Regions from separate parts of the Homo sapiens genome. Here region 1 is linked to region 2. The links are chromatin contacts, found by Hi-C or POLR2A ChIA-PET in ENCODE. All regions are on one chromosome and are shown on one strand. The core of a region is the stretch at or near the end of the contact, and the rest is flanking DNA. Distances in the headings are between cores, read along the strand shown. Region 1 holds the start of TNIK (TRAF2 and NCK interacting kinase). Region 2 holds the start of TBL1XR1 (TBL1X/Y related 1).

Region 1 (3,668 bases), core at 458-2,957, 5.7 Mb before region 2:
ATCTAACAATGTATTCCTCAGGAGGGCGTGTGAACTTCCATGCTTCATCCATCCTGGTGTCTCCCTGTAGAGAGCCACCATGAATTCCTTCTCATCCACCCTCCATACATCAAGTATATGCACTCGCTTTCTTTTTAATTTTATTTTTGGTTCGGGAGAGGAAGAAGCAGTCCTTAAATTGGTGTCCAATCCTTCTCAGACACCCGCTGCTGCCACCATCCCCACCCCTCACCCCCTTCCAGGCAGGCAGCATCTAATTAAAATGGCAAGAAAGCTCTGCCCCCTTCCCCAAAGGAGTGTGTTGGGATCGGGAGTTGGGGGTGGGGAAGCGTCGAAGCAGCACTTGGATTCCTGGTATTCTGATCTCAAAACAACAGCAAAATGGATTCTATATCAGTGATGTCTTAGTCAATACAATGAAACGGCGTCTGAGGTAATTCACGTGAAGGTAAACGCAAACCAGTGGGGCTGGGGGGAGGGAGGTGCTCTACAAAGGACTGGCCACAGACACGGGGAAAACACACACAGACACACACACACACACACTCGCACACACTCCAGGGAGTTCCGGTCTGATTGAGGAAAAGCAGAAAACACATCCCTTTCACCTGCTTAAGTTCAGCCATAAAACTGAAACGTTACAGCCACAAAGTCAGAAAGAACAGGCAGGGCTGAGTTAAAGCCATAAATAAAGGTGAGTGGCAGACTGGCATTTAAGGGAGCGCTGAGAGGGCGCCCGGGCGCGGGAGGTAGAAAAGGGGGAGGGGGAGGCAGTTGCCATCTACAAGACCAGCATAGCAATAACTGCCCCCTTGGAGCGGCAGGTTCGGCTTCGCGGGGACAGCCAGCCTCACAATGTCATCTTGCAGGTAGCTGGAAAACGTGAGGGGCCAGTGCCTTTATTCACGCTGGCATTCTTTTTGCAGAAGGGACAGTCGGGTCTCGCGCCTTGGCACCAGACAACTGCCCGGGGCGTGTACACACACACACACACACACACACACACGCACACACGCCTTTCATTTTAATGCTCTTACACCGGTATAAGATGAAACTGGCATAAGCTCTACGAGCCCTCGGGAGAGCCTAAGCCACGGCCAGAGGAAGACACGTACCGCACAGCCCCTGCCGTAGGGGCTCAGCCAGGAGCACCTCAGCAACCCCGAATCAAAACGGGAATCCAGGTTCCCTCCCCGACGCATTCTCCCGCTGCTGTCCCCCTGCCCCAGCCCCAGCCCCCAGTCCACGCACCGAGCCCATTCACCCTAACCCAAACCACTGGAAAGAAACCAGAAAACGTCCTGCTCACCCTCAGAGCCGAGAGATCTATTTCATCCAGGCTTCGAGCCGGGGAGTCGCTCGCCATGTCTACTTCTTCGCTGGAGAAATGGACCAAAACCACCCCGAAGCTTTTCCCTTGGAAATTCCACCTTGGTCTATTTCACTCGCGTCCTCATGCGGGTGTCGCGCCAGAGGCCCCGGGCCCAGCCTCCCCCGCCCACCCCAGCCCCACAGCGCCGGATCCCGATCCTCCGCGCGTCGGTCCGCCGGGTCCGGGAGCCCAGCCTGCGCGGATCTCCAAGCCCCGAGCAGCGGTGCGTGTGGGCTGAGCGCCCCGATCGGCTAAGGGCGCTGGGGCTGCGTGGGTGTATTTAAATGGGACATGCTTCTTTGCTTGTGCGTGGATGGCGGCTGCATTGGCTGTTATAATGAGACACATCAACTCCTCCACTCAGCAGGGGGAGGGTGGGGGTGGAGAACCACGCAGAACTGTCTATCACCGCTTCCTGGGAGGAGTGAAGGGGGAGTGGGGAGGCGGAGGAGGCGTGGTCTTGGACTGGGGAGAGGCCGCGCTTCCTGACCCGGTCCCTCTGCACCAGCGTGGAGGGGGGAGGGGCGCGCACCCTTTCCGCCCAGGCTTTTGCGGGCTCCTCGGGCCGAACCCGAAGGGGCTGTTCCTGAACCTTGACTTGTTATCATAGGGACCCAAGCTCTATTTTTGTGTGGCCAATTCGTGCACTGCAGCAAAATGGCCCTTCAGTCGCGTCTTGGGGTTTCTCCTCGGTTCAAATGCTCTCGCGCTGAGAAAAAGCCGGAGGAAAAAAAAGCGACACCCTCCCTCCCCCATTAATTATTTGTGGGGCCGGAGTAACGCGGGCTGGTGCAACCGGTGCATATAAGGACTTGTGTGCAAGGAAGGGGATCCGCCTCCAGGCGCGGAAAGAGTAGGGAAGAAGCGCACACGCACAGTGCACCCAGCTGGGCGCTTCGGCAGTTTGCAGCTGCGGCGGGGTCGGGTCCACCCGCGGTCCCCGGAATGCCGGACGGCTGATCCCGGGTGCTGGTCACTCGCCGATTCGGGGCTGGGAAGGTTTGCCAGAAGCGGGAAAGATGGGAGATCTGAGCGCTCTCTTGGCATCGCCACACCCAGGACTTGCTCGTGCCGCAATTCCCCACGGAAACAACCGAGTTGAAACGAGAAGCTTGCTCTCTGGGTGCAGTAGCTAGAAGGCTTCAGGTAACTCCAAAGCCAACACTGGGTGAGGCAACACACGCCGCCTCAGGACTCAGCATTTCTTTCAGGCTGCGTTTTCGTGGCAGACCTACCCAGATTGATGGAGAAAGTTTGGCTGGCGGATAAGAAGTAACGCGGAAGATGTGTACGTGAGAGCGATTTCACTTCACTCACTTTCTCATTTAAAGGTTGGATGTTTTACAGTGGTATACATGATTCTCCTTCTGTAATCAAGAGTGGGAAGTCGCTTCCCCCAATCCCCGCGCAGCCCTTCTTCTCCCGCCTTAGCCATGCAAAATACCTAGAAAGAAAACACTAAAACTGAACTTTTTTCCAAATACAGCAGTAGCTTTGAAAGCATTCTTTGCTCCTCTGTTAACAGCAGAATGTAATTCTGACCACTGCACTGATGGTTTCTTAATCATGCAGTATGAAGATCAGCTTCAAAATAAGTCTTATGAATGAATGAATGAAAGCCAGTGCAGTTAGTTCATCATGACTGCAGACATTAGAGGACTTTGAAACAACCTTTGGTGTACATTGTACTGTTTTTGTTACTGATATTGTATGTATTCATATGCATTGTGGATCATGCACCATGAAACTTGAAAATTGTTCCAACATCTCAATGGCCACAACAGTTTGGTAGCTTTTGCCTGTAAACGTTGTATGTAAACATTTGAACGTGTTATACTAAATTACTAAACTCATTTTTTACTAAAATCATCTGGTTCGACATAGTAAGTAACGTGCAGTAAGCCACCACGTCGAAATGAAAAAAAAAAAACAGATTATTTCCCATCATTGTCTTTGTTTTTTTCTCTTCTGTGTTCCTGTTTTTTTACCGTTCATCTAGACAACAGGTTAATGTATTGTCTCAGGGTTGAAAGAAGATAATTTAAGATCAAGTATTAAGATCTATAAACAACTATTTTTTTAAAACTGCAAACATAAGGAAATATGAGTTAAATATTTTTTCCATGGAAAGCCTTCGTTTTATACTCATGATTATATTTGAAACATCACAAACAGATCAACTTTTTTGACATTAGTGAGCTGTTTGGGCCACGAGGGTGCCAAGTTGGCATTCAGATTTAGTTTAGTTTTAGATGAGAAAGTTATAGATGCAGTATGATGCCAGGTGCTAAATGGA
Region 2 (3,586 bases), core at 208-2,707:
GAGCATTTTTTAAAAGCCACAACCCAAATTTTACATGAAATACACCATTTTCACAACCTAAATTTAATCCCGGTTGCCACTGCGAAGTGATGCCTGTTTCAGCAAATTAAGAACTTCCAAAAATACTGAACACGTTAACACATGCATGGCTTCCCTCGAGCTGCCATTTAAGATTAATATTCCACTTAAATAAAAGTCTGCTTCTGTTCAAAAAATTAAATCGGTTGCAAAGAGGAAGTTACCGAGAAACCACCCTCACAACGTGGCCTTTACACTGTCAGAAAATAACGTGACTCTGTGCCACCCAAAACTTACCAGGAAGCTGGCAATAACTTTGCCAATTCTACACTCCTGAACCCAACTTCAAAGAGCCTCCACCAAATACCTCCTTAAGACGATAAAAAGCACTAAGTTACAAATAAACACGTCCCGGAGCAAGGCCCGGCTGCCGCGCGCCCCTCCCCCGGCCGGCGCCCCCGCCCCGGACGCGCGGCCCCAACAGCCGCCCGCAGCCCCCAGCACGCCGGCCGGGGTCGCCGCGCCCGGGCCGGGGACGCGCCCGGGGAGGGGAGATTTCCATTGCCGCCCGAGGTTTCACAAAATAGCATGCACCGAAAAGCTCCTTCTCCTCTGCTAAAAATAGGCTATAAAGGAGTCGGCCTCATGATGGCTCCTTGATTCAATTTGCTGCAAATCCTTTCCTGAAAGCCTCCCCCCCCAAACACACACGCACAAAAAGGGGGTGTAAATGCACGAAGGGAGGAAGAGGGGGAGAAGGCCGAGGTGCACATTTTCGGGGACAACATAATTAGGGTGAGGATCCCCCGAGACCGGGAAAGGGTAGGGGGGTGGGCAGGCACGTGAGCATTTCAAAGAAACCTGAGAGAGGAAAACGGGGGGATGGGGGCGCCCCAAGTGCCCTCCCTGCCTTCCCTTCCCCCACGCAAGCCCAGTTCCCCCAAGGGCCAAGTTGAAAAATGCATGTTCCACTCGCGCCCATCCCCCCGCGGCCCAGCGCCCCCGGCCGCCTCTGGCCCGCGCCCCCCGCCCAGGCCCCCGGCCGCCCCCACTCCAGGGTCCGGCCCCCAGCGCTTACCTGGAAACGGTGGCCTCCAACGCCGCTCCCCCCTCCCGGGAATGGAGGCACAAGGAAATTCCCCTCCTCGCCGCCGCCGCCACCGCCTCCAACCACCCCCAAAATAACCCCTCCGGGGGGTGAGAGGCAATTATAACCCCAGCGAGCGGAGGGCGCGGGGGATGGGCGCCGGGCGGGCGGGGGCGGGGAGCGCGGCGCGGGTCCCCAGGTGGCGAGCGGAGGTGCTCCCGCCGCGGGGGGAGGGGCGGGGGCGCACGCGGCCGGCGGCGGGGGGAGGCGGCGCGCGGGGGAAGGGCGCGAGCGGGGAGAGGAATTGAGGCAGAAGGTAAAAGCTGTTACTAAGGGAAAGAGCCAAACGGTTCGGAGCAGCCAACGGCTCAGACACTCAACACTGGGGAGAGAGGAATGGGGACCAGCCAGGCACAAATGAGCTCGCGAGGCCCGCGGCGGCGGCGGCGGCGGCGGCCGCGCAGCAAAACAAACCCGAGCGGCCTGCGCCGGGCGGGCGGGCGAGCGGGCGGGCGGGCGCGCGGGGGAGGGGCCGGCGGGGGAGGGGCGCCGCGGACGCCGGGAGGCGGCGGCGGCGCGGCGGGGGGGCTCCAGCGGCCGCGCTCCTCTCCTTCCCGGCCCGCTCTGGCGGCACTGGGGGCTGGGCTGTGCGGCGCATTCTTTTAAAAATCAGGCGAGCCCCGCGGGCACTCGAAGGCGCCTCGGGGCCCCGGGCCGCCCGCCCCGCCCCCACCGCCGCGGGCCGGCCTGGGTGTGCTCGGGTGTGGGCCGCTGGGCCCGAGACGGGTGGGGGCGGGGAGGCCCGCGCGGTGGCCGGGGTGGAGCCGCCGGCGAAGTTTCCCCAAGGACGCCGCGGGCTCCCGCGTGTCCGGGGGGCGGCCCGGCGGCGTTGGGGGCTGGGCGCACACGCGGCGGGCATGTGGGGGAGTGCGGCGCGGCATCATATGGACATTTGTTTGTGAAAATCTCTGTGAACACCTTTGTGTGCGTAAATACATATGGTTCTCCGAAGCGTACCTGGAAAGGTGCTTTATCTGTAATAAGCGACTTTCAAAATGTGATCCAGAGCACGGGATCTGGAGAGAAAACACGCACACAAGAAAAGGTTTTTGATACTAAACACAAAGCTGTAATTGAAGTATTTATGCCCAAATGTACTGTGAATCAAGCATATGGTGGTATTTATCATCTGGTGGGTCTGTTTGAAAGGTTTGCTCGATCAGTTCTTATTTCACAAAAATAAAATAATGTAACTAAATGTTTACTAAATATATACCTGCACAGTGGCATCCACAGTAGAAGTTTATCCACTTTGTGTACTTTTTGCATGTGTGAAGCACAGCAAGGCGGTTTATAAAGTATAACTTAGATGAGTGATAATGTGGCAGTATGGTTGAGGGAGGGTTGTTTTTAAAGAAGGGAGGCACCTCACAGGTTTTAAAGCAAATGGGGTGGTAATCTTTCTAAGACTTTCAGAAAGATGGGGTAGGGTGCTTTTTAGAGCTTTGTATAAGCTCAGGACTGGAGAAGCAGCCACCCTTTTACATTAAGATACGACTTGAAACCTTTTTGTTATTTCGCTTATTACTGCCTTCAAAGCAAAATAATGTTTGCAGCTTTCTTAAAGGTGAAGGGTTCTGTTTTCCTACTTTCATCAGAATATTTGAAAATAGATGTAGTGATCACTTTAAAGCAACCATCATTTCCTCTCAATATCAGAAACCTGAAGTTTTGCGACACACACACACACACACACACACACACACACACACACACACTACTCGTAACTTGCACCAGTCTGGACTCCTGGTGGCCTAATAAGTTCAGTAATTAGACAGGTGCTTTCTTGGCCAAGGTCAATGTCTCTTTCCCCCCTGAGCCCTTGCTTGGGGGAGCTGCCAGAGGCCTTTCCTGAATGACCTAGTGGGGCAGGGAGCAGGAAAACCATCAGAGGAAAGGGAGTGGGATTGGAAACTCCCTTCCAACCACCAGAGAGTTCAAAGCATATTAGTGGTGTGTCCTTAGAGCTATTTTCATGTATGAAAGTGGGAATGTTGGATTAAACAATGTCACCCGATGGGAATTTAGATAACTGCAGGTTTCCAAAACACTATGCAGAGTGTACAGGGAAACCGCACAAAGCAAGTTTTGCATTTCAATAGGATTCTAAAGCTGAGGCTTGTTTACCTCAGAACTAACACCTTTCAGAAGACTTTATTTCAGAATTGAAAAGAGTATATAGTATCTTCCTTTTTTTTTTTTTGAGTTGATAAATGACGTAGATATCACTAAACATACCCTGTCTTCAGTAAGTAAACTATCTCGGTGGAGCCACTCAATGAAACATATCTATTGGCTTAGATTATTTTTTAAGTTTCATATTGTGCCACCACGGGCGGGTCCTCTCCATACAGCAGTGACTGTAAAATCAAACCCCACTTTCAGTGAGTGAGGACTTCTCAACCATACCATTCTTAAAGC

What was found. A loop is a pair of places that touch in the nucleus more often than their neighbours do. ChIA-PET counts read pairs that join two places held with the same protein, here RNA polymerase II (POLR2A). Pooled maps may share reads with other maps.
Region 1: a map of CD8-positive, alpha-beta T cell shows a loop between it and region 2 (6-fold over the local background). The contact joins the promoter of TNIK here to the promoter of TBL1XR1 in region 2. A Hi-C loop is called at or near these places in 1 of 168 maps with a recorded cell type or tissue (CD8-positive, alpha-beta T cell) and 4 of 50 pooled maps. POLR2A ChIA-PET finds 5 or more read pairs at or near these places in 1 of 52 experiments (naive thymus-derived CD4-positive, alpha-beta T cell).

Annotation. Positions count from the first base shown.
Region 1 is chr3:171,458,698-171,462,365 of GRCh38, forward strand. It overlaps TNIK (TRAF2 and NCK interacting kinase), which reads right to left and starts at 1,708. Exons shown (of 33, transcript NM_015028.4): 1 at 1,310-1,708. The coding sequence starts at 1,366. It overlaps LOC102724479 (a long non-coding RNA gene), which reads left to right and starts at 521. Exons shown (of 3, transcript NR_189068.1): 1 at 521-694. RefSeq lists a silencer at 1,338-1,397 and an enhancer at 2,409-2,909.
Region 2 is chr3:177,196,025-177,199,610 of GRCh38, forward strand. TBL1XR1 (TBL1X/Y related 1) reads right to left here and starts at 1,458. Exons shown (of 16, transcript NM_024665.7): 1 at 1,097-1,458. RefSeq lists silencers at 500-549, 1,030-1,129, 1,240-1,429, 1,670-2,049 and enhancers at 1,035-1,544, 1,545-2,052.